4 separate regions of the Homo sapiens genome follow, and all the other regions are linked to region 1. A link is a loop called in an ENCODE intact Hi-C map of the cell type or tissue named here. Cell type or tissue: mammary epithelial cell. All regions are shown on one strand. Links, peaks and the distances in the headings refer to the core of each region. The heading gives the core; the rest is flanking DNA.

The links. Peaks named below come from ENCODE experiments on the same cell type or tissue, not always from the same donor. Only the 100,000 strongest peaks of a DNase experiment are listed, where the experiment ranks them.
Region 2: it touches region 1 in a loop (9-fold over the local background); 8 of 110 quality-filtered maps call a loop at or near these places.
Region 3: it touches region 1 in a loop (7-fold over the local background); 13 of 110 quality-filtered maps call a loop at or near these places.
Region 4: it touches region 1 in a loop (31-fold over the local background); 56 of 110 quality-filtered maps call a loop at or near these places.

What each region holds. Positions count from the first base shown.
Region 1 is chr2:29,920,515-29,928,268 of GRCh38, forward strand. It overlaps ALK (ALK receptor tyrosine kinase), which reads right to left and starts at 1,072. Exons shown (of 29, transcript NM_004304.5): 1 at 1-1,072. The coding sequence starts at 145. In mammary epithelial cell, for the core only: a CTCF peak has its summit at 2,793 (motif pointing right); a DNase peak (open chromatin) is centred at 1,227; H3K4me3 peaks cover 420 bases; H3K27me3 peaks cover 1,210 bases.
Region 2 is chr2:29,291,857-29,299,610 of GRCh38, forward strand. ALK (ALK receptor tyrosine kinase) reads right to left here. Exons shown (of 29, transcript NM_004304.5): 9 at 5,032-5,201. Among named protein-coding and RNA genes, the nearest start is that of CLIP4, 180 kb to the left of the region's middle. In mammary epithelial cell, for the core only: CTCF peaks have their summits at 2,214 and 4,189 (motif pointing right); no DNase peak of the experiment used is centred there; H3K27me3 peaks cover 200 bases.
Region 3 is chr2:30,112,254-30,120,007 of GRCh38, forward strand. No RefSeq gene overlaps it. Among named protein-coding and RNA genes, the nearest start is that of YPEL5, 31 kb to the right of the region's middle. RefSeq lists an enhancer at 3,683-3,732. In mammary epithelial cell, for the core only: a CTCF peak has its summit at 3,625 (motif pointing left); a DNase peak (open chromatin) is centred at 3,618.
Region 4 is chr2:30,067,731-30,075,484 of GRCh38, forward strand. No RefSeq gene overlaps it. Among named protein-coding and RNA genes, the nearest start is that of YPEL5, 75 kb to the right of the region's middle. In mammary epithelial cell, for the core only: a CTCF peak has its summit at 4,717 (motif pointing left); a DNase peak (open chromatin) is centred at 4,711; H3K27me3 peaks cover 259 bases.

The DNA.
Region 1 (7,754 bases), core at 154-5,153:
GGCGCGAGTAGCTGAGTGGCTCCCGGGGCTGCAGCGGCGGCCCCGCAGCTGGGGAGCCCGCGCGCTGGCCGGTCCCCATCCCGGAGCCCACAGCTGCCGTGGAAAGCAGCAGCGGCAGGAGCCACAGGAGCCCGATGGCTCCCATCCCGCCGGAGGAGGCCGTTTACACTGCTCTCCGGGCCCAGCCTCACCCTTCGCTCTCCCCGAGATGGGAAGAGGCTCTGAACAGTCCTTGGTACCCAGCGGCTCCTTCCACCTGATCTCCAGAGGACTGTGCGTGCGCGCAAGTCTCTTGCTTTCCCCCAACTGCACGGAGGCGAGCAGGAGTCTAAATGAAACAGACCTGGAAGCTCAGGGGCGAGTCCAGAGACACTCAAGCACACTGGGCTCACTGGCTGGGACCTTGAGCCTCCCGCTCTCCGCGCCGAGTGCCGCGCCCCCGTCTGTAGCTCGCTGCGCTCGGTACAGAGGAACTACTATGGTTGAAGGGAGGTGGCAGTTGGGTACCGTCCTCTCCTGCCCCCCGCAGTCGGAGCTGGGGTCTGTCCCCTCTCGGGGCAGCCTCCAATCTCTGCAACTTTTAAGGCTGAGAACGGCGGCTCCCAGCTGCTGCACGCTGTCCTGGCCGCCTTTTGCGTTCCTTTTGGCTCCTCCAAGCTCTTCTGCCCGGTCTGGGCGGGAACCGAGGGCGGAGGCTGCCGTCTTGCGCACCCTCAAGCTATCTCTCCGCTGCGGGAAGGCTTCGGACTGTCTGCCTGCTGAACTTCTGGGCGTGAATCCCAGCCCCCGCGCTGCGCAAGTTTGCAGCGTCCTTGCTCTCACCGGCGCCTCGGCTCCTCAGAGTTCGCAGGCACTGGAGCGGCCCCGGCGGCAGCAGCTGAGGGCGTTCAGGGCAGGGGCGCCCGAAATCTTGCCGCCCCCTCCTCACCCATCATCAGCGCCCGCGGCTTTGGGTGGCCGACCAGAGGGCGGCCGGAAAGCACCTCGGTGCCCCGCGACCCTCCGAACAGAGGCGGCGGGAGGTACCAGCTGCTACCACCGCTGCCGCCCCCAGAGCCGCTGGATCGCATCTGCCTGGGCGCCCGCCACTTGCAGCTGGCTGAGCCGCGCGAGCGCGCGCAGGGAGGGGGCGGGGCCCGGAGGGGGCGGGGCTCACAAGCCAACTCCGCGCTGCTGCCCGACCCACGCAGTCCGGCCTCGCCCCGCCCCACCCGCACCCTCCAACCAATGGCGTGGCTCGATCGGCTCCTATGCAAATCTGCAGAGGCCTCGGCATTCATTGAGAAAAGGAGTGAGCCCGCCCCACCCTCCCTCTGTTCCCTCTCCAGTCTCTTGTTCTTCCCCTCCTCTAGATTCCCTGCCCTATTTCTCTGCAGTGTGAAAGGGAGCAAATGTGAGAACTGGAAGAGGCCTTTGCAATCAAGCACTCTCCCTAATTATACATTTAAGAGATTAAACGGGTCCGACTTCGGAAAAACAGGTTCCAGAATAAAACTGGAGGAGAGGGGAAGGGAGGGGGGAGTGGGAAGGGAGGAGGAAGTGGGGAGAGGGTGGCAGCGCGACACTGGCAAATCTGAGAACAGCTTGTATTAAGGCCCTGAGACAGAATATTTTCTGACCCATCTATTATTTGAATGCATTCCTGGGAGCTTAGGAGTCCTGCCGTCCACACAGGAGAATTTGGGAATAGGGGGGCAGAGAGGGATGGATGGTCTTGGTCTGGCAGAGTTGTTCTGCAGCTACAACAAATACCTTTCAGACCCCTGTCAGTCGCTCTGTTTTCTCAGAATGGTGTCTGAACATGTGTAACCTCCCCTAGTCTCTGTAAGGCAAACATTTTAATTCCAGATTTACAGATGCAGAAACTGAGTTGCAGAGCATTTAATTGTTTGCCCACAATCTTGGGAATGAGGGTTCAGAACCTTAGGCCTTTTTTACTCACCTGTAATGGCTGTACCTCTCCTCTCCCTTTCCTTTCGTCTCTCCTGAGCTGCCAACACAGAACTCATAATAGCTGTTTTTATAACAAGTGGTTCACTAGATCCTCAGACAAAACTACCATCTTTGGGTCACACAAATCCCCTTGATTCCTTCTTAAAGGCTGGTTGTCAGGCCTTGGGCTGACTGTTGAAGCTAAGAATAAGGCAAGATCCTCTCTGGAGCTCACGGCCTGTCGGGTAGCACAGGAGTTTTCTCACAGGATCAGAGCACAGTGTCACATTGAACCTCCCTCACTGAGCTCCTGGGGGCCGCAGTAACTTGCCTACCACCCCACAGGAGATAGTGGCCAGGTGGAACCTCTGTTCTCCTAGGAGCTGGGCCTTTCCAGCTTTGTGGCAATGCCTTGGCAAGTGGAAGACCCAGTAACAAAGGAATATTGATTCTCGGAATGGCTTTCTTCCTGCTCTATGTTTGGCAACTCACTTAATTTGACAGGCATCTGCCCTCTCTCTGGAAGTCACACTGGATACACTGACTTTACAAGTTTCAGGGCAAAGAATTATCTCACCCGAGAAGAAAATATGCTCCTATCTTGGTGGAGGAAGGGTGGAAAAGAAAGAAAAGAGGGAGGAAAATGCTATGGTAGTTAATACTTTCCTGGTACAATATATGTTTGATTTTCATCAGATTTTTCTGACATACCTACTGGAAGAGGAATTTTTATTTGAAATATGAAAAAAGACTAAAACTCCAGCCTTTCCCTATTTCTCTATACAATTCTTGACCAAAGGCATTACTGACTCCAGTTAATTTGTCAGTTAACTGTGAATCGTCTGCTGCACCCAATGGCCACTAGGGGGCTGCAGAGACTTGAAACTTTAAATGAGCTGCCAGGGTTTAACGTTCTCTAATAATACCCCTGTCCATTGCTTTTGCACCTCATAGACACAAGAGTCTCAATTAATTCTCATGATTTATACATTGTCTCAAACTTTTCCCAAGGAAAAATAAGTGCCTTTCCCTGTAGATTAAATGACACTAAATCTCAAAAAATTTCTTCTTTTTTAGATAATTTTTTTTTAAAGGAGGCAGGAATTAATACTGATAGTCTACCAGGCACGAATGTATGCATCTGTAGACATGTGGGTGTCTAACACATCACACAGTTTTTTTGGGAAAGGGTATATGTTATTATTTCTATTACAGAGATAAAACAGCTAAGGCTCAGAAAGGCAAAATAATTTGCCCAAGGTAAAACAGCAAGCAAATAACAGAGTTGGAATTCAAACCGCTGACTCTTTTCCTCCAACATTTACACAACCCACTGAGAAAAGTTAGGACCTTAACTCATGCCCAAATTTATAATTTTAACACCCCATCCTACATAATTTCCATCAAAAGGATGGGAGACGGGAAAATGAATTTAAGAGCACATAGGGGAAATAGACAGAAAGATGAAAAGTGTGAGAATGATTGCTAACACATCTTGTGCACTTATTATGATCTATTTCAAAAAGACTTTCATTCACTATCTCATTTCATATTCCCAGTAACACTCTGAGGAAAAGTAATAGTATCTCTTTTCTACAGATCACAAATAGAAGCTCAGGGAGGTTAACTCCCCGACAAAGCTACACAGGTAACTAGAGCTGAACCTGGATACCTGACTAAGAAGTTCATGCTCTTAAATTCTGGGTGATCTCCCGCATGTTCTCACTCATAGGTGGGAATTGAACAATGAGAACACATGGACACAGGAAGGGGAACATCACACTCCGGGGACTGTTGTGGGGTGGGGGGAGGGGGGAGGGATAGCATTAGGAGATATACCTAATGTAAATGACGAGTTAATGGGTGCAGCACACCAACATGGCACATGTATACACATGTAACAAACCTGCACATTGTGCACATGTACCCTAAAACTTAAAGTATAATAATAATAAAATAAAATAAAATTTCTGGGTGATCTCACAATAGAGAAAATGGGATGAGGTAAAATGGATTGAGATGAGCCAAGATCAACAGAGGAAGAAGCTGAAAGGCCAAATCAGAGAGATGGGGAGTGGAAGTGGCAGACATAGATTCTGACATAGATACTGGAATCCCCAAGGAGACAATTAGGTGGGCTGCTCTGTGTCACCTTGCAGATGACTTGGGCCATTGGGCTGGGGGAGGAGGAATGTGAGTTGACCATGTACCAAGAGAGGAAGTGGCCAAAGAGGACACTGAGACCACCAACAACCTCCTCAGGAAATTCCCAATTTCTGGAAAGGGCAAAGTGAACAACTCAGTCAAGGAGGTACATAAATTCTCTATAAGAGAAGTAATAATAAAAATGACATGAGAAATTCAGCAATGTGACTTAAGGTAAAACATATCTCACAACTGCAAAATCTGATTGGGACATATAGGATCAAGTTAGGCATTTTGTTGGTCAACAGATACTCCTCGTGTACCTAATGTATACAGGATGTTGTTCTATGTTCCAGGAATTTTTTGCTCTGGACAAAATAAAAGGTCCTTCACCTTAAGAAGCTTACACTCTAATGATGAGAAACAGATAATAAATGTGCAAGCACATAAAGTAATTTAAGATAATAATAGTTGCTATAAAAAACAAAATAGGGCCATGCGGTAGATGACTTGGGACAGCAGGTGCGGGTGCTGTCCTAGCTCTACCTTCATAGTTGAAGAAGTCCTCTTTAAGGAGGTTACAGTTAAGTCCTGATTGGTGGGAAAGAGGCAGTCATGAAAAGCTTTCGAGAAAGAACGTTCTAAGCAAAGGAATATCACAGGCAATGGTCCTGAGATGAGAATAGCTTTGCATGTCCAGTAGACAGTAAGAAATCAATCTGGCTGGAACATAGTGAACAGAAGACAGAAAGGTGGAGGGGCAGCCAAGGTCTAGATCTTCTACAGTTGGATAGGCCATGGTAACAAGTTTGCATTTTGATTGCAATGGGAAGACACTACTTTAGCGGAAAGTCTCATACTCTGATTTATGCTGTAGACTTGCACTGTTTAATATGGTAGCCATTAGTCATATGTGGCAATTGAACACATGAAATATGCCTCATCCAAACTCAAATGGGCTCTAAGTGTAAAGTACACACCACATTTCTAATGTTTATTATGAAAAAAATATATAAAATCCCTCCTTAGTATTTTTCATATTGAATACATGTTTAAATGATAATATTTTGGGTATATCAGGTTACATAAAATATATTATTCAAGTTAATTTTACTTTATTAAATTAATTTTACTTTAGTTAATGTAGCTAGTATTCTGGGCTTGGTCAAGAGTTTTAACCTCTTGGCCTTATCTCTCCTGTTTAAAAGTGGATTATAATCTATTTCTGACAAAGTTGTCGTGACAAATATAGCAAATGTGAAAATTCCTAAGGGCATGATAGGTACCCTTACCTTCGCTAAGCTAAAGCAAGTCAATAATCATGGTCAAATGTCAAAAATAAAGACAGGATACAGTTGTATTCTGGCTGGGGGAAACCACGTGTTATATGAGAGAGACAGAGATTGAGAGAGAGAAGAGGAAGAAGAAGAAGAGGAAGAGGAAGAAGAAGGAGGAGGAGGAGGAGCAGCAGCAGCAGGAGCAGGAGCAGCAGCAGCAAGCAGGAGGGAGGTGAGGAGGAGAAGGGGGATAAAAAGGCAAGAGACAAATCAATAAGTAGACCTGAAACTAGATATCAGAGTATACTTATTGCTAAGGCATTTGGAAACCCATGACCAAAGGAACTTACCCTGGGCCAAGAGCAAGAATTGGCACCCAGAAGAAACATTCAAATGAACCAAGACTTGTGTTCAGGAAAGTAGATTTTCATCCCAGCCTTTCTTCTCAGAGGTTCTGTGACTTTGGGAAAACCTTTGGCTTATCCAGACTCCTGTTTCAAATTAGAAGAAAGGACCAAGTATAGTCTTTAAGATACAAGTCTGAAATCCTCTGTGAAATTCTTCAAGTGGCCAAAAGGTCTCATTCAAGACCGGGGACCGGAGGTGACAGGTACTAGAAGAAGACTGTGAGTTTCCAGCACAACCAGGAAGAGAGCTGGGCCCCAATGCTGCAGAGAGGAAAAACCAAACCAGGATTTCTTTTAAAATATGCTCTGCCACATGGCAAGCCTGAGCTCTGAATCTGTAGCCTGACACTGCTGACCAGTCACATACAAGATATCTTGTAAGGATCGACATGCTAAGAGGAGGGTAGTTAAAGTCATTAAATATTAATTTAAGCACCTACCATATGCTTTGCTGTATGTGATGTGCCATGGAGAGAGACCATGGTGAATAAGACAGTCTAAGTTCCACTTTTACACTGTTGGTGGGAGTGTAAATTAGTTCAACCATTGTGGAAGATAGTGTGGCAATTCCTCAAGGATCTAGAACTAGAAATACCATTTCACCCAGCCATTCCATTACTGGGTATATACCCAAAGGATTATAAATCATGCTGCTATAAAGACATATGCACACGTATGTTTCTTGCAGCACTATTCACAACAGCAAAGACTTGGAACCAACTCAAATGTCCATCAATGACAGACTGCATTAAGACAATGTGGCACATATACACTATGGAATACTATGCAGCCATAAAAAATGATGAGTTCATGTCCTTTGCAGGGACATGGATGAAGCTGGAAACCATCATTCTCAGCAAACTATCACAAGGACAGAAAACCAAATGCTGTACGTTCTCACTCATAGGTGGGAATTGAACAATGAGAACACTTGGACACAGGGCAGGGAACATCACATACAGGGGCCTGTTGGGGGATGGGGGATGGGGGAGGGATAGCATTAGGAGAAATACCTAAAGTAAATGACGAGTTAATGGGTGCAGCACACCAACATGGCACATGTATACCCATGTAACAAACCTGCACGTTGTGCACATGTACCAGAGAACTTAAATTTACAATTTAAACTTATAATTTAAAAATATATATTAAAAAAACAATCTAGGTTCCTACTACCATGGGGCATTGATAAAATTAAATGAAAAATACCCAGAGTATGAAATAGAATTCACACCTATGCTACAACTCAGCAAAAATTAAAAACACAAAAAAAACAAAAACTGGAGGAAATCATTGAAAAATAGATTTATTTGGATGGCAGAATTATGAGTGACTTTTTTCCTTCTCCTTTTTTTTAACAAATGACTTTTAATAGTTTTGTAGATAACATAGTAATAGAATTTGCTCCCCATAAAGAAAGCGTATTAGGGTAGCTAGGTTATGATGTAATAACAACCAACCCCTGCCCCTCCAAATCTAAGTAAATTAAAAACAATATATTGAAATATATTCTTCTCATAATCCATGTCCATTTCAGGTGAGCAGAGGGCTCTGATCATCATAGTCACTTAGAGATCCAGGCTGAGGGAGCACCCACTCTTGTAAACTTGGAGGATCTTGCACCCACAAGTAAATCCTCCAGCCTGGAAATGGCACATGTCGCTTCCATTCACAACTCTGGCTGGGAAGATTTACATCGTCCCACCCTATCATGAGAGGGCCTGCAAGGTGGAGAGTCAGAAATATCTAGCAAATGGGCTTACCAACTCCCAAAGAAGGGGGAGACCTGCAAGCATTGCATTAGATGACTTAGACTAGGAAGGGTCCACAAGACTAGAGTTACCCAGAGAAAAAAATGACCTCAACTCCCCAGGGATCCACAGTCCAGGTGGGGAGTCCAACCGTCATCAGAGAGCACAATCTCTCCTCGATATGCTTCAGTCTGTGAATATATCATCGTGGAAACAATGAGAGTTATCTGGCAGCTGGATAA
Region 2 (7,754 bases), core at 1,812-6,811, 630 kb before region 1:
CCTTTCTCATCACAGAAAGATGCTACACAAAGGGAGAGTGTTGTTATTGACAGCATCCCACATAAAATGAGAATTCTGTCGGTGATAAAAATTGAATAGAAAAAAAATCTTGGCTCTATGGAGTTTCTGGTCTAAATGCATGAAGACATAACTCTCAGTTTAACCCATCTCATTTGAAAGATGCATTGGTGAAACACACCACTTGTCGTTTAGGACAAAGGATTGCAAAGGGAACAGGAAATCTAAATATCTCCAGAAGGAACAATTTTTCTTGTTAGACTATGTATGTAGTGTACGGCTAAAAGCCTTTATAATGATAGTGCTGAGGAATGGAGCCTGCACAGGTGTGATAAGTTGTGTACTTTATATTTGACTGTACAATTGCAGTGATTTGTGGGACATGATTTGATCCATGGTGTTTCCAAATCCATCTCATAACGAGTTGAACTTAGCATGGCTTCTGCTCTGTAAGCGTGTCAAAGCTTAGGATAGTGTGGGAACATTGTGTTTAATTTAGTAAGATATATAGAGAGAGGAAAAACTAGGGGTATATCTCTGCAAGAGACTGACAATTAGAATCAGGAGAGAGAACTTGCCTTTCTTCTATTTTGAGAAAAGGTAGAATTAATTCCAGCAGAAAGAGCAGCAATTGAATGAGGGAGGTGGGGCTGATAAAGTGGGGAGAGGATGAGGAAAAGTAGCTATGTGAGGTGGATGTAAAGTAATGAGATAATTTTTAAGCACACATCAAGCTGATATTTGAATTGGTGTTGTCCTTCAAAATTACCTTGAGAGCATTTATCTGTATTCAGAGGACATTGCCACTGCTCAAAACATCTTAGGCATTGCTCTTAGAGATTTTTCCTGTTACTCATTATACTATGGTTGTACAGTTAACATAATTCTGTAATGATGACAGACTATTACATTCCTTCTATCGCTTTACATGTTTGTAAGTGGACAGAAGAAATATCATTCCATGGATCAATGCCTCCCTGTCACCAGGCTTTATGTACCTATGACTTATTCACCGAGCCTTCCCGAGGACTACTGTGTGGTGGGGGCAATCTGACTAGAGCCCTTTTCTCTCAAGTGCACAACTCTAGTTCTCTCTATCACAAGGACCAGGGCACCCAATTAGGATCAAAGTCTTTCTTATGAAGTGATTCCAACAGGAATGTGACCAGAGACAAAGAAAGCACAGGTACCAGGCAAGTCCCTAAAGATAATTCCTTGTCACAGAGTAACAAATGCTGTTTTGGTTCATCTGATGGGACACAGGTGTTGCTCTGATATACAGAACACTTTGCAGTAGTATTTATTATAAAGCAATCATATCTGTTTTGTCGGACACAGGTTGAAGAGAGGAGGAATGTTAGATAGATTCCATCAAGTGAAATTCTCAGTTTATTCAACTGGAATTTGAAAGTATATGCAATTTCCCTCAATACATCATTCTGTCAATGCATATTTATTGGGCATACTACATGTTAAGTATGGTACTAAAGATTCAGGAAGCAGTGATTTATAAGACACACACAATCCCTACCTTGTTAGTTTGTATATTCAGATATAAAAAAGATAATAAAGAGTGATAAATTATTATAGGGATGTTTCAAGAGCCATGAGAATATATTGTGGGTACATATAGAGTATAGGTGTCTGGGGATAATTTTTTTTAAGTGAAGGAAGAGTAGTATTTAGAGAGATGGAAAGTAAAGGCAGAACATTAAGTTCTTCCTTTAACTTTAACATGCCTTTAACATGGCAACTGCAAAAGCCTAGAAGTAAGAATGTAGCATGGTACAACTGAGTGGAAGGAAGGGGAGATTGAGAGAGAAAGAATGGTTTAAGAAGCAGCTGGTGAAACTAGCGCTGGACAGATCACACATGGGCTTAAAAAAGGTCTTATTAGGGAGTTTTAAAGGCATCCCCAAAGCCACAGGAAGCCACAGAAGGATTTCCAAAATAGGAAAATGGTCAGATTTCCAATACCGTTGACTAGAGCCTGGAGTCTCTTAAGTGCTAACCTCTAAGCCCTAATAAAGTTACTTTAAAAATTTTGTAATGTGTGAAGGTTGAGGAACCTGGGAGCAGAGGTGATTTGGGACAGCATAGGGAATAAAATTTCTGCCGCTTTCAAGGTTCAGGGTTGGGGAGCTGTCCACAAAGTAGGTGCTGAATAGCTGAAGCCAGGAGCTGCCTAAGGAAGCTTCATGGGATGTGGGGCAGGTGGCGCCAGGTGTTACCGCCTACCTCAGAGGTGGGAGGAAGAGAGTTGGTTTTTCTTTGTCTTTTATCCATCCTATTTTTCTATTTTCCTTGCTTATGTCTTCCTCTACCTTCTCCTTTCTCCCATTTTCATCTTCTAGCAATCTGGGCAGCTATAGCTGACTCTCCCTGAAGGAAGAGGGAAGAGAATGCTTTTTGCTCCTCCATCAGTGACTTCTCATAAGGAGTCAACAGAGCATTGTGAAAACAAATTCATAAGAAGCCCGCCTTTATCTAAGGGTTGGATGACTGGTTATATTGCTAAATTGGCCATCCCAGACCCTTCTGAGCCATTAGGTGGGGAGATATTGTCATTATTATACTATAGTTATTAGTAGTTGAGCATTTAGTGTGGATCAGGCAGTTAAACAAGCACTTTACTTCTCCAAACCTAAGAGGAGACTGTGTTGTCTGTTTTATAGAACATGGCTTGACTTGGAAGATCAGTGGTTGTGATTTGTGCTATTTGTTTAATAAATTATTACTGAGGCCAAATAACTGAAAGATGCAGAAAATAAAATCTATTAATACTCTGTGTAGACTCTTTCAATAGTCATTTCATTTAGTCTCATAACAATCTTGTGAAATTATACTGTTATTATTCTCATTTTACTGATGAGGACACTGAGGCTCAGAGAGCTTAAGTAATTGGCTGAGGTCACACAACTAGTAAGTGACCATGGCAGTTTTCAAACTTGGCACTATTTGATTCCAAAGCCTCTGCCCTTTCATCTAGAGTGCTTCTTTGGTTTCTTTGGGGCCAGTCACATCTACAGTCTAGTTTGATTTTAGCGAATGAAAACTGCTGCACTTCATTTTCCTTCAGTACCATTTGCCTCTGGATCTTGATGCTTCCCATATCATCTGTACCTCTGGGAGGGCAGCTTCCAACCTCAGAGCATGTCAGTGGTATGCAGGCTCCCAGCGAATGGAAGCACTCTTGTTTTCTGTAATTGTACACTTATTAGGTCACAAGGCATCATCAAACCAAGCTGTCTTTTGTCGGAATCCCCACTGGACAGTTTGGTCTCAGTATCAATACTGGAAATGTTAGTCTGGTAAACAGCCTTTAACAGGGAAGAAGGAGGCTGAGAACGAAGTCTCCTTCAAATGAAACTCTAGAGGATGAGAGTGAACCGAGTCAACATCTTACTTTAAATCCCCTGGAGTAGCTATGAAAGAGAGAAGACTTGCTGGATTGAGGAGAAAAAAAACACTTTGATTCATCTGAATTAATTTCACCTCTCCCAGGAGGGAGGATTCTTTCACCACCCTCCTGTTCTCCACCAACTGCATGCAGCTCCACAATCCCCAAAGACAAAAGACTAAACTATAGTGGGCAGAGCTCACACTTCCTCCTTTCTCCACTTAAATCCATTTGTCCTGGGGTCACTGATCCTTGGAATGTCCTTGGGCTTTGATCGTTAACCCACACACATCTGAAGGAGTGGGTAGCTAGTGCTCAGAGTGAGGACAATGCCTTTGTCCTTTGACAGCACTGATGCAGTTATGAGCTCTTGGACATAGCAGACTGTGGGGTTTGGGCGAAAAATGTGAAACCAGCTTTACACTTATAAAGCTGCATGCCAACTAGCATCACCCTCCACCTTGCCTTGAGCCCTCTGTCCTCATTTTTTGAAGGTGGATCCACCAGGATGGTAATTTGATTGTGTTTTAGGAGTCTCAGGCAGAGGCTGCTGTGGGTTGTAAGGGTTGACTTTTAGCCCATAAAAGATGGCTGTCCCCCATCCAGATCCATTTATCTGTCCCCTTTATAGAAATGGCCCCTCGCCCCTCTTTTGTCTGGAACAGATCAGCACCCACCATGAGGGTTCAGGATGATACGGCAGGGTCACATGAGTGCTGCCATGCAGGGCCATCTTTATTCAAGTACGGCTTGCTCCAGGCTGACTGCAGGTGGCAGAATAGTGCCATCCTGGGAGACAAGTGGCAGTGAACACTCCATGGTTCCTGCTCCATTGCAGAGCCACGTGGAGTTAATGATTTTCTAGTTCAAACCTCTCAGCTTAAAGGTGAGGAAACTGAGGCCCAAAGAAGTCAAGGATGTTGCTCAAAGTCACAGAGGCCATTAGTGATAGAGCCCAAATAGGAACTAAGACCACAAGTAGAAGCATTCCTCTGTTTACTGAAGAATTTGCCATCCTCTTTATCAACCTGCCTCAGGACCTGACTCAACAGAGAACACTGGACTCGGAGTCGGGCCTGGGCACCAGTCCCAATTCCGATTCCAACTTGCTGGCACTTCACCGTTTTGATTCTGTTTCTCCCCTTATAACAGGACAGGAGTGGTAAATGATGATAAGGCCTGTCCTACCTACCTTGCAGGTTTTCTTGTTAATAAGGATAAAATAAAAGTGGGGAAAGTAAGGCAAAGTCTATCATATAAGAGAACATGCTATATACATGTAAAACCAAACTGTTATTTGGGGGAAATGTGAGTTGTTCAATTTTATTTTTCCTCCAGACACTGGGGGTAGCCAACCAGGCCATACCAGTGGTCCCGAGACAAGTGTTCAGTAGCCTCTTCATCCCTTGGAGAAGCTTGTAAACTGCAGAAAGTGTGTAACCTGCAGAGTGTGTGTGTGTGTGTGTGCACGTGCGTGCACGCGCACATATCGGTGTGTGGGCACATCTGCATGTGTGTCTTGGGTAAAAGGCACGGGGAAAGGGAAGGCATGATTTCTTTTTCATTTTAGCTGATAGAGGAGAAGGGTATTGGGGGAGATGCATAGAGCCTACCTGTCAGACACATCGAGGAGAGGCAACACCATCCACTGCCACAGGCTCAAGCCTTCATAGGCGGCGACATGCCAGACCATCCTGCCTTGCTCCTTCCCGGTTTTGTTCTCCACTAGCACCAAGGACACGTTTCCCCTCAAGACTCCACGAATGAGCCAGGACATTCGGAGCTGTGAGGGCGAGAAGAGTCAGAGGACAAGGTATGATTGCTGAAAGGTCCCCTTTCTGGAATTCTCCACTGAAGTTTCAAGGACCTTATAAGAGACTCAGCTGAGTTCAGCCTGGTGAGAAGAGCTGGATGCCCACCACCTGTCTCACCAAGAGGCTTTCAGTGAAGTTCAAGTATCCCATTTCCTAGGATAACTGAACGAATCTGTTAATTTTTTTTCTTGGGCAGGGACAACTGATGGGCAGTTTTGGAACTTTGTTCAGGTTGATGTTATCATCCTACCTTTCACAAGATTCTGCCTGTAAGGTGATATCAAGATCAATGGGGTAGTAAATGAACTTCCTAAAGAGTAGCCAAAGATTCTTGCCTGTGGCCCCAATTTACTTTGTGACCTTGGACAAATGATTTTGTGACTCAGTTTCTTTTAGTGATTTAGGTATCATAGATTTTTCTCTCTTCCCCAAAGACTCTAATAATCTCATTTGAATGGTGTCATGTCACATGTCAGCTAACTAAAGACCCAATGACTTGACACCTGTGGCCACTGGCAGGCAAAGGCCAGACAAAAATCTACATATCAAGATCTTTTAATATGGGCATCTTTCGAAGAGGATGCCCACTTCGCCAAAAGGAAGTTACAACTGTGTTTTTCATTGTGTCTTTATTAAAAGTTTCTGTGGCATTGTTCCTAAACATTTGAAAGAAAATTGTAACTAATAACCTTTGTAAGAAAGTTTAAGTACGATCATATTCAGAGGTAGGACATACTATAAACAAGGTTTCTGGTCTTTGTGTTTAAAAACCTAGGACAACTATATCATATCATTGCCTAAAATAATCCTGTAAGAAAAAATGGTGGTTATTGTAGAAAGAAAGGTAAAATATGTCTTATGGTAAACTGGCAGTTTCGTCAGAGTAAAGGTACCCCCTTTTTACTGATTCTCTCTGAATACCTGCTTCTTTGTAAATTACCACTCCTTTGTCTTCCAGTCCTTGATACATGGTTGCCTCACAATTTGATTGAAGAGGTTAAGAACCATGACTCACGGCAGCCCCAAACTTCCCACTTTCTTGCATACAAACCCTTCACTAATAAGGTCACACCAGGGCATTGGGGCCCCCAGGGACTGATTTACTTCTGAGTCCCTGGACCTTGTAAGCCTGGTCTATAACCACAGACACTTCACTTACACCTTTCCCATTTCTCCATATCCTGGGTAGCAAATATGCATCTCTACTGAGACCTCCTAGGATAAATGAATGAATCTGTTAATTTTTTTTTCTGGCCTCACTTAGCTTTCTTGTACAAGCCATGATTGGAAATTTCAACTCTACCCCTGCTAACTGTAAACCCTTTCAGCTCTCAGCCCATGCCATGCAGTGCCTAGCTTGGGATCACGATGCTTTCTCCTTTTGCTCCTTGGCTGAAGAATACTGCTAATTTGAACTTCCATGAATTCAGACTGTTGAGTCTCAATGCCCTGGATGTGAGGTGGTACTTGTTCATTCTCTCTTGATTTCCACAGTTGATTTCCAGACACACATAGTACAATGGGTGTTTCAAACTCTCCCTCGCATACTGACACTCTCACCCCCTGGTTCCCACCTCCTAATCCACTGATTTGATTTCTACTTTACTGAGAAGATCTACTATGTCAGGAACAATCTCCTTCAGTCCCCTTCTCTCTTTTTTGTGGGCCCAGTGTTTATTTATCCTCCTTTCTTTTCCTTTTCTCTCTTAGAGGAAGCTGCATCCTTCACTGTCTTCCACGTTAGCCCAGCTCATTTTCTCTCCCCCAGTCCTTGCTCTTTTAGTTACTGCCCTCCTTTCCCTCCTTTCCCCAGCATCTCAGAGTCAATCTTTTGGCTCCTTTGTCTACAAATAAGATCAAGGTTCACCCATTCTGGAGAAATATCCTTTATTTCATCCTCTGGGCTCCTCTGGCTTGTAACCATTTCTTTGCCCCATTCAGATGCTCACATCTTGAACAGCTGGGATGTAACTGCTGCCGCTAGTTACTTGTTGCTCATTCTCTCTTTAAGTTCTTTCAACCTGGTTTCTAGATAATCTCCTCATTACTCTAGCAAAATAGAGTACCCATGTCCTTTATAACTCTTTGAACTCTTCAGAGTCTCCTAAAGTGCCTCTCCCTCTCCACTCTTTCTCTCTTCCGAATTCTCTTGTATATTTCTATCACATTCTCCTGTTGATCATGCTCATCTGTGACTTGGGCTCAACAACTGTCGATGGTTTCTCATGCCCTGTCAAAAATTATGGCATTTACATTCCTCTATTATCTGAGGAAATCAACTTTTTCATCATTCAACAAATATTTGTTAAGCACTTATGCTGGGTCACATGAATTCTCCATTTCAGAATGGTCTAAGACCTCTAGAATCAGAGAGTTCTGAATTCAAAACCTGTTTTTACCACTTTGGCCTAGTTATTTAATCATTTTGAAGCTCAGTTTCCTATTCTCTAAGATGAGAATAGTTTTATCTCTTATAGGGTTATAGGGACTGTTAACTGAAATAATAATTGATGTAACAAAAT
Region 3 (7,754 bases), core at 1,585-6,584, 190 kb after region 1:
GGGCGGATCACTTGAGGTCAGGAGTTCAAGACTAGCCTGGCCAACATAGTGAAACCCCGTCTCTACTAAAAATACTAAAATTAGCAAGGTGTGGTGGCACACTCCTGTAATCCCAGCTGCTCAGGAGGCTGAGGCAGGAGAATGGCGTGAACCCAGGAGGTGGAGCTTGCAGTGAGCCGAGATCGCGCCACTGCACTCCAGCCTGGGTGACAGAACAAGACTCCGTCTCAAAAAAAAAAAAAAAAAAAAAGCTGTAGCATAGTGAATGAAAGGAAGGAAGGAAGATACACTTGGAAGAACACCAAGAGGGCAACTGGAAAGACCAATTGCGTGGCTTGACCTCTTGACTTGGGGTTTTATACGGTGGCATATGTGATGGTTAATATTGAGCGTCAGCTTGACTGGATTGAAGGACGCAAAGTATTGTTACTGGGTGTGTCTGTGAGGGTGTTGCCAAAGGAGATTAACATTTGAATCACTGGACTGGGAGAGGCAGACCCACCCTCGATGGGGGTATGCACCATCCAATCAGCTGCTGATGCCGCTAGAATAAACCAGGCAGAAGAAGGTAGGAGAAGCCGACTTGCTGAGTCTTCCGACCCTCATCTTTCTCCCGTGCTGGATGCTTCCTGCCCTCGAACATCAGACAAAGTTCTTCAGCTTTGGACTCTTGGACTTAAACCATTGGTTTGCCTGGGGCTCTCAGGCCTTCGGCCACAGATTGAAGGCTGTGCTGTCGGCTTCCTTGCTTTTAAGGTTTTGGGACTCGGACTGGCTTCCTTGCTCCTCAGCTTGCAGATGGCCTATTGTGGGGCTTCAGCTTGTGATCGTATGAGTCAATGCTCCTTAATAAACTCTTCCTCATATAGACATCTATCCTATTAGTTCTTTCCCTCTAGAGAACTCTAATACAACATACTTTCGGGGTCTTGGGTTACTTCTCCCCTCTCCTGAGATCTTATGGGGAAGCTGCTGATCACCAGTTTCAGATGTTTTCTATCTATTAGGAGACTGCCTTTCCCTGGTGCCACTGTGAACAATTATTACTTTAGAGAAATAGGTAACAACCACCTGACCCTCACCTGATGGTCGCCCAGCACTCCTGGTGTGTGTTGGGGGGAGGCCTCTCCCGCCCTGCTGATACCTGACTATCTGCCTACTGTCACACGACTACTCGCCACCACTCACATGGCGTTTCTATCCAGTCTGGATCATTCCTGCCAGCCCTGCAGTTCAGGGCTGTCCTCAGCTGGTGCCCTATCAGACTTACACCTGCAGGGCAGATGCAAAAGTGAAAACCTTCCTCCAGCCCCACAGTCTAAGAAAAAACAGATTTGAGGCATCAAAGGCCCACTCTCTGAAGGACCAAGGCAACTGTGAGGTTCCACTGAAGCTCTGTGGTGAAGCCTCCTTCAAGCTTTCTCCTGCAAACCCCCTCATCTTCCACGCTGTGACTCCACTCCAGGCCACTGCTTTAGAGACCTCTTCTAACCCGCTCCAAGGACATGACATCAGGGCAGGAAAAGCGTGCCTTATGACTGGGCTCTGCCTGGGCTTAGTCATCCTGCTGGACCAGCTCTAGGGGAAGGCTGTGGTTTTACTTCATCTCTCTGAGCTTGTAAAATTAATCAAACTTGTATTTTTAGTACAGGATTTATTTTTCAAGGTCAGTTTTTCCAGATCTCATAAAAAGATAAAAAGTGGTAACAGCTTCTTTGGATATCTTAAATATTCTACATGCAGAATGAAATGCATCTTTGTATAAGAAAACCCTGGGGTGAGTATGGAGAGCTAGCTCTCCCCAGCAGTTTGAAAAGCCTCCGGGTCACTGAGTGCCAGGCCAGCTCCACCATTCTCTGGGTTGATGAGTATGTCTTGTGAAGGGCAGGGTGTTAATCGTTAACTCAAGCTTTTGAAAGGGAGTTCAGTAGCATAACTTGTTAGTAATGAAGGGGTGCAGGCAACTTCACCCCAAAATATGGCTCCTTGGTATAATGAGGATTTGGGGTTTTTTAACTTTTTTTTTTTTTGAGGCAGGGTCTCACTCTGTCACTCAGGCTGGAGTACAGCAACGTGATCTCAGCTCAGTGCAGCCTTGACCTCTTGAGCTCAAGAGATCTTCCCACCTCAGCCTCCTGAGTAGCTGGGACTACAGGTGTGAACCATCGTGCCCAGCTAATTTTTAAAATTATTTTTGTAGAGATGGCAGTGGGGAGGGGATCTCACTATATTGCCCAGGCTAGTCTCAAACTCCTGGGCTCAAAAAATCCTCCCACCTTGGCCTCCCAAACTGCTGGGATTACAGGTATAAGCCACCATGTCTGGCCTATAATGAGTATTTTGAAGGCCCTTAGAGATCAACAGATGCTAGAAGAGACTTTTATCCTATCTGCATAAAGACCAGGTGAACCCACCAAGGAAAGTAATTGTTTTTCCTTCTTCTTCCTGTTATCTTATTATCTATCCAATGTAACCACACCTGAAGAGACCCTTTCACAGGATAACGTCTGTCTCTCAGGCTCATTCAATTTCCAGAGATAACCATTTACAAGTTAATCTATGTTCCCGATCCATTCATTCTCCCTAGTAATCATTTCTTGCCTCTCAACAGAAGTACCTATATTCCCCATCTCCCCGCTTCCATCTGAAATAAGGCTATGTAAGTATCTGGGCCCCACCAGGATATGGGGCAGTCACTCTGATTCAGCTTTGTGCATGCTAATAAATGTGTATTATGCCTTTTCTCTTATTATCTGCCTTTTGTGAGTTGATTTTTCAGCAAAACTTCAGAGAATGAAAGGGAAGATTTTCCCTTGACCTTGACAGCTGTTACTGGGGTTTAAGTGGAGGAGAGGGGAACATTTAAGAGAAAACTGTAATTTCTCAGACACCAGTTTCTCCATGAAAAATCTTGTGGGCTCACTTACAAAGCCCTTAGAATGTGAATCCACTTCCACCCCCGAGCCCGCTCCAAGATGATGGCACTCTTCCTTCCCATCTCCTCCCTGTTCCCTCCTGACAGCTCCAGCGCCAGTGTTCTGCTCTCAGAATATAAATTTAGCTGCTCGAGGAGGATGAGCAAGGCTCGTGGCAACTGTGCTCTCTGCAGGTGGTGTGAGTCACTCAGTCTCGAGAGGGGCCTCCTCCGGTCTTGTCAGTATCTTCGGCCCTGGCTGGGCTGGCTAAGCACACCTGCAGCGCCGGCTCTGGTATCGGGATGGTAGCTCACCCAGGGAGCTAAAGCTGTAATTAAACCCACCCAGAAGATGTTCCCTGTGTCTGACCAACTTGTTCGCTTTTTTTTTTTTCTCCTTTATACGATGTATTCCCAGTGGACAAGTTATTCAGATCATCTGGTGAAAGCAGACCCACTTCCTGGTAAAATAAACATGCCTTTCTTTCCATCCCAATGTCTAAATGCTTAAGGAATTTTAAGCCAAATCTGATATTTTTCCTTTTTAGCGCTTGCCATTGCACACTGGTCTGCTTCTTCTAGGCTGTCCCATAAGCATATATTTTTTCACTTCTCTCTGGCCCATGTTCTTCCCAAATGCCCAGCACTTCCTGAAGGCCAGGTTCAGTGTCGCACTTTCTCTAAACAAGGGTGCAAGGCCACCATCTAGTGTTCAACAGCGGAAGTGCAGGTCTGCAACAAGTCAACTAGGTCGGACAAGTGCACTCCAGTGGGATCCCTGAATGTGGTTCCATCCGCCGCCATTTCTGGGAATGTTGTGACAGTTTGTCACAAAATCGGACAGGCTGCATACATTAAGCAGCTAAAGAAACTGATGTATAGATGAGAATTAAAAAACATTTCTCTACCCTCTCCCAGTGTAGAGCGGTGACCAACCATTCTGGTTTTTACCTGGGACTGAGGGGACTGCCTACGACCAAGGACTTTCAATCCTAAAAGCAGAAAAGTCCCAGGCGAAGAGGGAAAAGTTGATCACCCAATAAGGAGAAATAAAATGGCTCTGGGAGCAGAAACTTGTAAGAAATAAGAGGCCTTGGGCTTCTGGTTGGCGGTGGAAGACAGCTTTAGAAGAAAACTTTTGTTTTTATAGAAGAGATGGCACTGTACGGTTATCAGAGGGAGGAGGCTCAGTCAGACAGCAAAGAAATGACCTGGGGCATTAGCCCAAAAAGTCCTGATCAAGAGGCTGGGCTGGGCTTAGGGGATTCTCTGGTGGCCTCCAGACCGAGGAACCTCAGTTACAATTGCTCTCCTGTTATGAAGGCAGGTTGTGCATCTGCTCTTACAGGCGTGCCCTTGCTGCTTTGAGCAGTGTGGTATTTGTATAAATCTCTAAGATGGTGTCAGTGCCTCAAATGAACTCAACTGGGCTACACTCAGGAAGCGAACCAGAGCTTGCTGTTTCACTGACCATCTGAGAATGCCCCAGTAAGCAAGGGGACTTTGCAATTGCACCTCTGCCACTGGCTGTATGACACTGAGCAAGTGACTTAACTGTTCTGAAAGTCCCTTTCTTCGGTGGGCTGTTGTGCAGTTGGATGAAGCAGGCATATAAAGTCCTCTTAGCCCAGTGTCCAGCATTTGGCCAGCTCTGGGTGAAGCCTGTCTGTCTTTGACCAAGCAACCCAGACACAGTCCCTGGCCCTGAAGCCAGAGTCCTGGGGCCTCTTCTGTTCCTTCCAGCAGACCCCCCAAATTGAGCCTGCTTCTTTTTCTGTTTAGAGTTTCTACCACCTACTTCTTGCTTTTCTTCTGACCTGGTACTCACGCACCCTTCCCCTTACTCCCAGGACTGGCTGAAGAATGGAGATTATAACAGCAATTGTGAGATTCACCAGATAATTCATGCAAAGAGCCTAGAGCAGGGCCTGGCGCTAGGCTCTAGGCTAGCAGGTCAGAGCTTAAAAATGCTCCTGTCATTGTGGCTCTCTCACCTTCACTTCCAAGTTACAGGTCCTGTTCTTTGCTGGAGTCTAAGAAACTGAAGTTCAAGAGATCCCCCAAATTTCACCCTGAAATCTAAGCAGTGCGGAAAAGCTTCAAAGGCCTTCCTGGTTCACTTATTCATCCATGCAACCAAGTTTTATGGCTCCTACGCCAGACATTGTGTGAGGTAGGAAGAAGCCACTGAGGCCAGGCTCAGTGGCTCACATCTGTAATCCCAGCACTTTGAGAGGCCAAGGCAGGAGGATTGCTTGAGTCCAAGAGTTTGAGATCAGCCTGGGCAATGTGGCAAAACCCCATCTCTACAAAACTTTTAAAAATTAGCTGGGTGTGGTGGTACAAATCTGTGGTACCAGCTACTGGGGAGGCTGAGGTAGGAGGATCGCTTGAGCCCAGGAGGTCAAGGCTGCAGTGAGCCATGATTGCACCACTGCACTCCAGCCTGGGTGACACAGTGACATCCTGTCGCCCTTCACCCAAAAAAACCCACCTGCGAACAGGACAAATGCAGCCACTGTCCTCCGGGTCTTATAGCCAACAGGGAAGCCAGCCATTAAAGGCAAATTATGACAAGATGCCAAAGATGGGGCTTGGGGGGCTGAAGGAACGGGGAACAGAAAACTTCTCTCCCAGGGGGTCCAAAAGGCAGCCATATTTAAATGAGACATGAGGGATGAAAGTGGGAATGAGCTCACCTGCCAAGGAGTGAGGCAAGGGGAAAGGCACAGAGAATTCTCAACCATAGGGAAGAAGCAAGAATGGCCAATGCCAGGGACTAAGAAAGGCCAGAAGACAGAGCCAGAGAAACAGAACATGGAGCGGGGGCACCCCAAGGAAGGCAGGCGGGGGCTAGAATTTGCAGGACTTGAAAGTGTAAGGACAGGGGACTTCTTTTTTTTTTGAGACGGAGTCTCTGTCGCCAGGCTGGAGTGCGGTGGCACGATCCCGGCTCACCGCAACCTCTGACTCCCCAGTTCAAGTGATTCTCCTGCCTCAGCCTCCCGAGTAGCTAGGATTACAGGCACCTACCACCACATCCAGCTAATTTTTGTATTTTTAGTAGAGCTGGGGTTTCACCATGTTGGCCAGGATGGTCTCGATTTCCTGACCTCGTGATCCACCTGCCTCGGCCTCCCAAAGTGCTGGGATTACAGGCGTGAGCAAAAGCGCCTGGCCAGGGCAGGGGACTTCTTTCTGAGGGTGATGGGGAGCCCAGCCCAGCATGAAGTGGGGGAGTACAGATCAGACTGGAATTTTGGAAAGCTTGCTCTTTTATCCCTGGGCATGAAGCTAAGCAAACATCACCTACCCCTCCCGCAAGACTCCTTCCTTTCACTAATTCTTCAGAGGAGATGTAGTTAGTGGGGAGCCACAGGTGTGAAATATGGGCTGTTTGGATGGGTAAATCCCAGGCAAGACAGCATCATCCTCCCTGCAAGTCATCCCTGGGGGCAGGAAAGGACTGGAGAGTGGGCTCTGTCCCCAGACCCGGATGGTGGGGGTGGCTGGGAGCTAGCAGCTGGCTACAGTGCCTACGCAGGCCTCTATTTTTCTTTCTATAGCTAATAAATATTAGTATCAGTTTTTACAATTGGCCAATAAATCCAGCTTATTCCAACCCCTGTGTATTTCTTAAATCCCTAGCTTGTATATCAGTTGATCTGCCATGATAGAACAAAAATGGCCTGGATGCTTCTGGGTGTAGGTGTATGGATGGGTTGGGAGTGTGGAGAAGTTAGAAAGGAGTGACCTCATTACAGTCTTCACAGAGGTTGTCGTCTTGTGAGGAAGGGAAAAAATGAATTCAGTAGGAAGAGGACAGTGACAACCCTCTTCCTAGGGAAATTGAGGCTGGGAATGCAGGGACGTGTTTTCCTAAGATTGGGATGGAGTGAGTGCTAGGGCTAGTGCTGGAACCCACCAGACCACACTAGCCATGGCTCACACAAAGGTCCCTGGAGAAGAGGACTTCTTACTTACTGTGAGAAGTAAGTCACAGGCCACATTCCTAGCCAGGATCCACTACTCTCTGAGGGCCCCCACTCTAGTCATGCAAACCTTCCTTTGCTTCCTCAAATAAGCCAAGTCCATTCCCACAGCCTCAGTATGTCTTCTGTTATGGTTCCCTCTTACCCAAAGGCTCTAACCCCTCAATGGTTACTGGCTTCCTCCTTCAGGTACTGCGTCAATGCCAGCTCTTCAGAAAGGCCCCCTGAAGACTCTTCCTGAAGTGGCCCCACACCCACACACCAACAAGTCTCTGTCTCCCCCAGCATTATGCTTTTCATCTTCATCATTCTCAACCCCCAGAGGAAATGACCCTGCTCCTCTAGTTTCCTCTCCTACCCCCCAACTCCTGGCCCACAGACTAAAACTCAAGAGAGGAGGATCATGTCCACTTTGTTCACTGCTGCATCCCCAGGCAAGGGAGAAAGCCTGGCTTACCCTAGCACTCAGCAGCTGCAGAATGAATTAATGAAAGCAATGCTCTATAAACAAATCCACTTCAAGTAGACATGGAAATTATTATTTGTGAGATAACTCAATTCAAAGGTGTTATGGTAGAGAGACCAGGTTGAGCAATCGTAAGACTTACATTTCAGTCCTACATGGACTTTTTCTTCTTGCTGTGGTGGTCAATACACAGAATATTCTGGAATCTCAGGCTGAATTTATACCTGTAGAAAGAAGAAAGCAACGCCTTACACATTACTGTTGGGAGGATCAAACTAGAGAGTATACGTTCAGTGCTTTGTAAACTGTAAGGTACAAATAGATGTATGATTATAACTTTATGAGGAAATTACTACAATATTTATATAAGCACTTTCCCTAG
Region 4 (7,754 bases), core at 1,655-6,654, 150 kb after region 1:
GGGCAGTAGAGTGAGATTCTGTCTCAAAAAAAAAAAAGTTAAAACAAGCTACATGCAAACATAAACTACATTATTATAATATTATCAACAATATGTTAAATTCTTTCTGTTGATTATATTAGTTAATACTTAAATAAGCCTATGTGGTAGAAGCAGACCTAAGGTATAGAATGCATAAGCAATTCTATAAAATAAAAAAAAGGTCCTACAGCTAGTAAGTGGTGCAGCCAGGATTTACTAACCTGTATTCTTAACCTCTAGATTATATAGACTAAGAAAAATGCTGATCTTCCATTCAAAACAAAAATTTCCGTATTTTATATTGTGGTAAGATTGATAGTATGGTATTAAGATTCAACAGCATTTAACACAACAACATCTACTAAAGAGTGAAAAGAAAAATGTCTCCTTTTATGACAATCTCTTTTCTCCTCTGAGAATCATTTCTTTTCTGTTTCATTAAAAAAAGGAAAAGGTACCACCACAGGAAATGTTTCATCCCATAAAGCTCCAGCTAGTCCAAAGTCTCCTTGGCCAGCTGCCCCAGCTGTGCAATTGGAAGACATTAGACTTTAGGGAATTCACAGTTCTCCTGTTCACCTAACATTAAATGGTTCCAACATTTCATTCACTCAGAGATTGCTCTCCAACCTACAGTAGCTTTTTCCACCTCTGGACATCCTTTGTCAGGTCTCTATTGTCTCATTGTAGAGTCAGCAAATAGTCAACAGCCTTCTCAGGTATGTCATTTTTAAACACAACTGACGTTGGCAACTCAGCCCAAGGTCTCACCTTAGAGACAGAAGCTGTCATAGGAAGAGGTCCAGCCCTGTGGCATGAGTAAGGCGCTAGAATCTCTTAGCCTCTGATTCCTCATTGGTTAGGCAGGATTCATCATCTCATCTTTGTCTGCTTTCCTGGGTTGATGTGCAGAAACCATAAGACAGTGCTTGGGAAAGTGCTGTGAAAACTACAGGACCCTGTTCATGGTAAGAAACAACAATTGGGACCCATCTAGTGTGTGGTGTGAAAACAACACTGTCTGGGACTCAGGAGTCTTTGTTTCACACAAAAATCTAGGAATGAGGCCAGGTACAGTGGCTCACACCTGTAATGCTAGCACTTTGGGAGGCCAAGGTAGGAGGATTCCTTGAGCCCAAGAGTTCAAGACCAACCCAGGCAACAAACTGAGACCCTGTCTCTACAAAAAATTTAAAAATTAGCTGGACATGGTGGCATACGCCTATACTCCCAGCTACCAGAAGGACTGAGGTAGGAGGGTTGCTTAAGCCTGAAAGGTAGAGGCTGCAGTGAGCTGTGATCATGCCACTGCGCTCAAGCCTAGATGACAGAGCAAGACCCTGTCTCAAAAAAAAAAAAAAATCTAAGAATATGTGCTTCTCTCATTTTGTTGTGTGGCATCATTTAAGATCTCATTCCCTCTTGGTTTTCCCTCACACTATCCTCCTTCCCTCATCAGACACTTTCACTGCCAAAGCCAGGGCACCAGGCGTTTGAACTTGCCTTCCCACACTTCATTCTCCTTCATGGATTCTCTGCCAGGACTCCCACCTAACTCTTCTCCTCTTTCACAGTAGTAGATGTATCTATGATTGAGGCCATAGAATGGGGCATTTATTTTCCATACCAGGTCTTCCTGACTCTCGCCCCTGCCTCCTCAAGAAGCTTCAGATCTCTCCCTCCATCCTCCCTCAGTCATTCCGAGGGCATTCATTGGATGCCTCCAATGTGCCTGACCCTGTGCTAGGAACAAGGAAACAAAGTTGAGCAAGACACAAACTCCTCAAAGAACTTATAGTCTAGTGGGAGGGACAGATGACTAACTCGACAAGTAAGTAGATTGATAATGACTGATGATCAACGCTATGATGGAGGGAACACCTTGGAGGAGCACCTAACCCAGTCTGGGGCACTGGCGAGGGAAGGTATTGCACAGGAGGAGTCAGGTGGGTTGACTCTTAAGGAGTAGGTAGGAGTTGGCTAGAGGAAGGAGGAGGAAAGGGGTTTCCCAGGCTGAGGGAACAGCATGCACACAGAAGCATGAGTGAGCATGGCCCTTGGAAAAAGATGCACAAGTAATGGCTGAGTATAGGCTGCATTTGAGAGAGTTCTGGAAAATAAGATATAGAGATTTAGGCAGAAATAAATCAAATTATGAAGGGTGTCATTTGCTAAGCAGAGAAGCCATGGGGAACCACTGAAGTAGGGGAGTGGTAAAGAGCAGATTTGTGGGTTTTGTTTGTTTGATATTAGCTTTGTTTTTAGAGACAGGGTCATTCTCTGTTGCCCAGGCTGGAGCGCAGTGGCACAATCATAGCTCACTGCAGCCTCAAAGTCCTGGGCTCAAACGATTCTCCTGATTCTGCCTCCCAAGTAGCTGTGACTACAGTTTGTGAGCCACTATACCTGGCTAATTTTTAAAATGTTTTGTAGAGACAGGGTCTTGCTTTGTTGCCCAGGCTGGCCTCAAACTCCTAGCCTCAAGCCATCCTTCCTGCCTTGGCCTCCAAAAGGACTGGGATTACAGGCAGATTTGTGTTTTAGAAGGTCACAATGGCAGTTTTCAGAAGGGCAGATTGAAAAAGTCCTGACTAGAGGCATGAAGACCAGTTAGGAGAGGCAAGAAATGAAGAGAATCTCACTTAAGTCAGCAACCTTGAGAATAAAGAGAAAGGTGGACTGAAAAATATAGAATAGGCCGGGCGCAGTGGCTCATGCCTGTAATCCCAGCGCTTTGGGAGGCCAAGGCGGGTGAATCACTTGAGGCCAGGAGTTTGAGATCAGCCTGGCCAACATGGCGAAACCCCATCTCTACTAAAAATACAAAAATTAGCCGGATGTGGTGGTGCATGCCTGTAATCCCAGCTGCTCAGGGGGCCGAGGCAAGACAATCTCTTGAACCTGGGAGGCAGAGGTGTCAATGACCCGAGATCGCACCACTTCTTCTCCAACCTGGGTGACAGAGCAAGACTCCGTCTCAAAAAAATAAAAAAAAATACAGAACAGAGAGACGCGCTAGGACTTCCTGACTAATTACTCATGGCATGGGGTGTAATTGGAGGGGGGCAGTGAGAGGAAGGGGCCTTGGGAGGGTGAACCTTAGCTTTCTGGCTTTGATGTCGGGGTGAATGGAGGGGCCATCACATGCAGAGCCTGGCATGAAAAATGAGATTGTTTTTGCACACATCGGTAGTGGGGATTAGGTCAAGTGAAAGCAGTCAAACACAAAGACCATACACCACGGGATTCCATTTTTCTAAAGTTCTAGAAAAGGCAAAACATCATAGCGACAGAAAGCAGACGTCAGTGCATGTCAGGGACTAGGTTAGGGGTGGGGGAGGGGACCAACTGCAAAGGAGTAGGAGGAAGCTTTTTGAGGTGCGAGAACACTGAAAGCCAAGGCCAAGATGTGAAAAAGAAATTTTACAGAGTGAGAGACAGTGCATTTTTCTGAGACCAATATCTTGATTGAGGTGGCAGTTACGTGACTATATATTATACAGTCACCAAAATTTGTGAAACTATACACCTAAAATGAATGAATTTTATTGTATATAAATACCTCAATAAAGCTGCTTTCTAAAACAATGTCCTTCAGGACACCCAAGTAGAGATGGCAATGCACAAAGGCCTGAATATAAGATGTGGATTTGGAACCAATGGGTGAGTAGATTGTGCAGAGTTGAAGAACAGAGACCAAGGACAGCAGCATAGGAAATGATGACATTTAAGGGGAAAGAATATGGGGGAACCAGAGAACTAGCAAATATATCAGGAGAAAATAGTGAACAAAAGTTCAGGGAGAATTTTTAAAACAGGAGAGTAATCAACAGTTGATGCCCCTAGAGAGCTCCAGAAAGATAAAAGCTAAACTGCAGCAGCCATTGGCTTTGTGGAGCTGGAGGACTTTGGTGGAGTAAAGTCAGAAATTTCCCTCTTCCTCGTGCTGCTGTTAGAATAACTAGGTCACCCCGAGGCAACACTTTTAAAACATTTTTTTAGCAGCAAAATCTTGGGGAGAGTGGTGGAAGGGGACTTGACATAACCAGTCCCAAATGTGCTGATTCTAAAAATTTGCTGACTTTTAGTCCTGAAATTCATCTTATGAACATTTTGGCCATAGATACATACCTTTCTGGTCATATGTTGGTTAGGCAAAAATTAAAATAAATTAGGATGGCACAAGCACCTTCCACCTGAAAGCAAAGGCCTGAATGAATGCTGTCTGATGACTCCAAGTGTTGCTGCCAAGAATTTTAAGAATGTAGGGAGGCCAGGTGCGGTGGCTCATGCCTGTAATCCCAGCACTTTGGGAGGCTGAGCCGGGCGGATCACCTGAGGTCAGAGTTCGAGACCAGCTGGCTAACATGGTAAAACCCCATCTGTACTAAAAATACAAAAATTAGCCGGGCATGGCGGCAGGCACCTGTAATCCCAGCTACTAGGGAGGCTGAGGTAGGAGAATCACTTGAACCCGCGAGGTGGAGGTTGCAGTGAGCCAAGATCGCACCACTGCACTTCAACCTGGGTTACACCGCGAGACTCTTTCTCAAAAAAACAAAAACAAAAAAAGAAGGCAGGGGACACATACTGGAAATTGAGACTGTCCACGCTCACTGCCGAGAAGCAAGGCTGAGGAAAGGAAATCTACAGAGCTGGAGGTACCACACAATTTTGAGTCCAAGAGCGACACCCAGTGGTGATTGAGATCACTCCAGGCTCTCCACAACCGTTTTGTATTCAGGGCACTGAAGAGGGATGGACTCCTTGGTATCACACAGCCAGGGCAGCGTTTGGGCTTCCCAGGTCAGGAGGGCAAGCTAGGCTGCAGAATGGAGTAAGGTGACCATGGGAGAAATAGCCAAACCCTGTGAAACAGAACTGGCTCGCTCTTCCCATGATGAGACCTGAAAAAAGAGAGAGGTTGACTGTCTCTAAAGTACTTTCATATTTATTACCTCAGTTGATGCTCAAGACAACCTCATATGGCCAGTAGCACAAGTCCTCAAAGTCCCATTTTATGAAAAGAAGACTAAGATACAGAGAGGTTAACGTATGTCTCTTTTTCATTATTTTATTTTTGAGACAGGGTCTCACTCTGTTGCCCAGGCTAGAGTGCAGTGGTGCAATCACAGTCCACTGCAGCTGCCGTCTCCTGGGCTCAATCAATCCTCCAGCCTCAGCCTCCCAAGTAGCTGGGACTACAAGCGTATGCCACCATGCCCAACTAATTATTTTAGTCTTTTTGTAGAGATGGGCCCAGGCTGGTCTTGAAGCCCTGGACTCAAGGGATCCTCCTGTCTTGGCCTCCCAAAGTGCTGGGATTATAGGCACGACTGCACCTGGCCTTAAGATATTTATTAACAAATCCAGGTCTCAGGATGTCTTAGATATGGGGGTGGGTATCTAGAGTCCCAGATCGGGAGCCCCAAATATAAAATAAGACCCAGCCTCCAGGCTGGCCACGGCAGCTCAGGGAGTACTCACACCTGGAACAGACCACCTCTGCTAAGATGGCAGTGCAAAAGCCTTTCTACACAAATCTCCTTTCCAAAAATAATGGAAAACAGAGAAGAAAATCCACCTTCAGGGAAACTACGAAACAACCAAAACCCTGAAGCCCAGTTGATGGGGAGTAACTGCCATTTGGGCCAAGTCGACAGAGCAGGCAGGGATTAGCCAAGTCCCTCTCTAGCCCTTGGGTGGTGCATATTTCTGCAGAAGTCAGCACACAGGCCAACCGGCAACCGTGAGCTTGGCAGTGAAGGAGAAGCATCTCAGAACTCACTCACGCCCACTGAGGCAGGGGAGGTGGGAAGTAGGCCGAAGGAGAAAACTTGACAAAAAACTAGATGTTGGTGACACCAGGTAGCAAACCAGCAAAGAGCTCTGCCACTTCTGATCAAAGACAGGGGGAAAGAAGTAAATGCTAAAACACTATCCAAAAAACCTGTGACGATACAGGATTTTATGCTGAGTAAGCAGACTTGCTGCTCACTCCAAAAATAGGAATGCGGAAAGTGGAAAGCCTGAAGCAGAGATATACCCTCTGCAGAAGACAGAGCAGAGCTTGGGGAAAAGTATTTTGAGGACTGTACTTCTGGCAAAAAGGTGGCCAGATATTGCCAGGGTGGGTGGTGAGGGAGAGGAACTTGTGCTATAAATATCTAAAAGTACAAGATAGACAACCTTTTTTTTTTTAATGCATAGCTTGGCTCAGAAGAAAGTAAGAGAAATCCACAAGTTCTGAAAGTGAAGAGGGAAACCGAGAGACAGACAGCCCTCCCTGCGGGTGTCTCAGTCTTGGACTGACTTGTCCTGTTGACTTACTTTTTCTTCTGGTAGTCATTACAAGTTTTCTTTTAAACTACATTGCATAAAATGTTTGTTGGCACCAGTTTGCTAACATATGCTAAGATCAACAGCTTGCCAGACCTGACCACAAGCTGCGGAGGAGGGCTGATAGCTCATACTAGCCCTCCGATGTGTGCCTACCGTGTGCTAAGCTCCGTGCACAGACATATTTGGTGCTCATCACAATCCCACGGGGAGTGGGGAAGGATTATCTGTACTTTACAGGTGAGGAAATTGGGGCTCCTGGAGGCCAGGCCACTTGCTCAAGGCCACTTAGTGGACTGGCAGTGCCAGGCAGCCAGCACTGGGTGCTCCAGAGCCCACAAATGCTCCTGTTTGCCAGCCCCAGTAAGCATTTCCCTGGCATTTCTAAAACACAGGCACCTCGGTTCAGAGGGAGGGGATAATCTGGTGACATGAAAATGAAGAAGGACCTAAAAGGAGACCAATGAGAGAACCTCAGGTTACCCTACTTTAACATCTAGGGTCTTCTGCCCAGAGCCTGGAAGCCCGACGTTAACAGTCTCATGAAAGATCCAAGGCACTGAGAGACCCAAGGTGGAGGATGGGACGTGAGACCTCTACCTGAATCCACGATCTCTGAGGAGTTACGCCCTGAAGAGTGGTGACTGTGAGGAAGTGTCAATGTAGAGGCTGACTGGGAAACTTGTCTGTCTCAGGCTACAGGTTGTGGTTAAAAAAATTAATAAATAAATAAAGCCAGGCGTGGTGCTCACACCTGTAATCCCAGTAGTTTGGGAGGCAGAGGAGGGCAGATTGCTCGAGCCCAGGAGTTCGAGGCCAGCCTGGGCAACATGGTGAGACACCCATCTCTACAAAAATGGGAGGAATGCTTGAGCCCAGGAGGACAAAGCTTCAGTAAGCTGTGTTTGCACCACTGCACTCCAGCCTGGGCATCAGAGTGAGACCCTCTCTCAAAAAAAAAAAAAAAGCTTCCTGGAAATTTATAAGCACAAGCCTTCCTTCCCATAGAAGGGGTTTGAAAATATACTGCTTCTACATAAGGAACCCCAAAGAAAAATTAATCTCAAGTGCTTCTCACTCAGAATCACCCTGGGTACCTGGAAGATGCAAATGTGAAATTGCTGCGAATTCTCAGGATTCCCAGTCAGCAAAATATCATCAAATCAAAAACTGCCAAAACCACGAGGAAACAAACACCACGAAAAGATGAACAAGAAAGCAAAGAGTAACATCCCAAATGACTCAGGTATTAAAATGATCAGATACAGAAGATAACTAAGTAAAAATAGAAGAGGCCATATGTCCACAAAAAGACCTGTCCAATAATGTCTATAGCAACTTTATTTATAATGGCGAAAACCTAGAAATAGCCCAAATGTTCATCCATAGGAGAA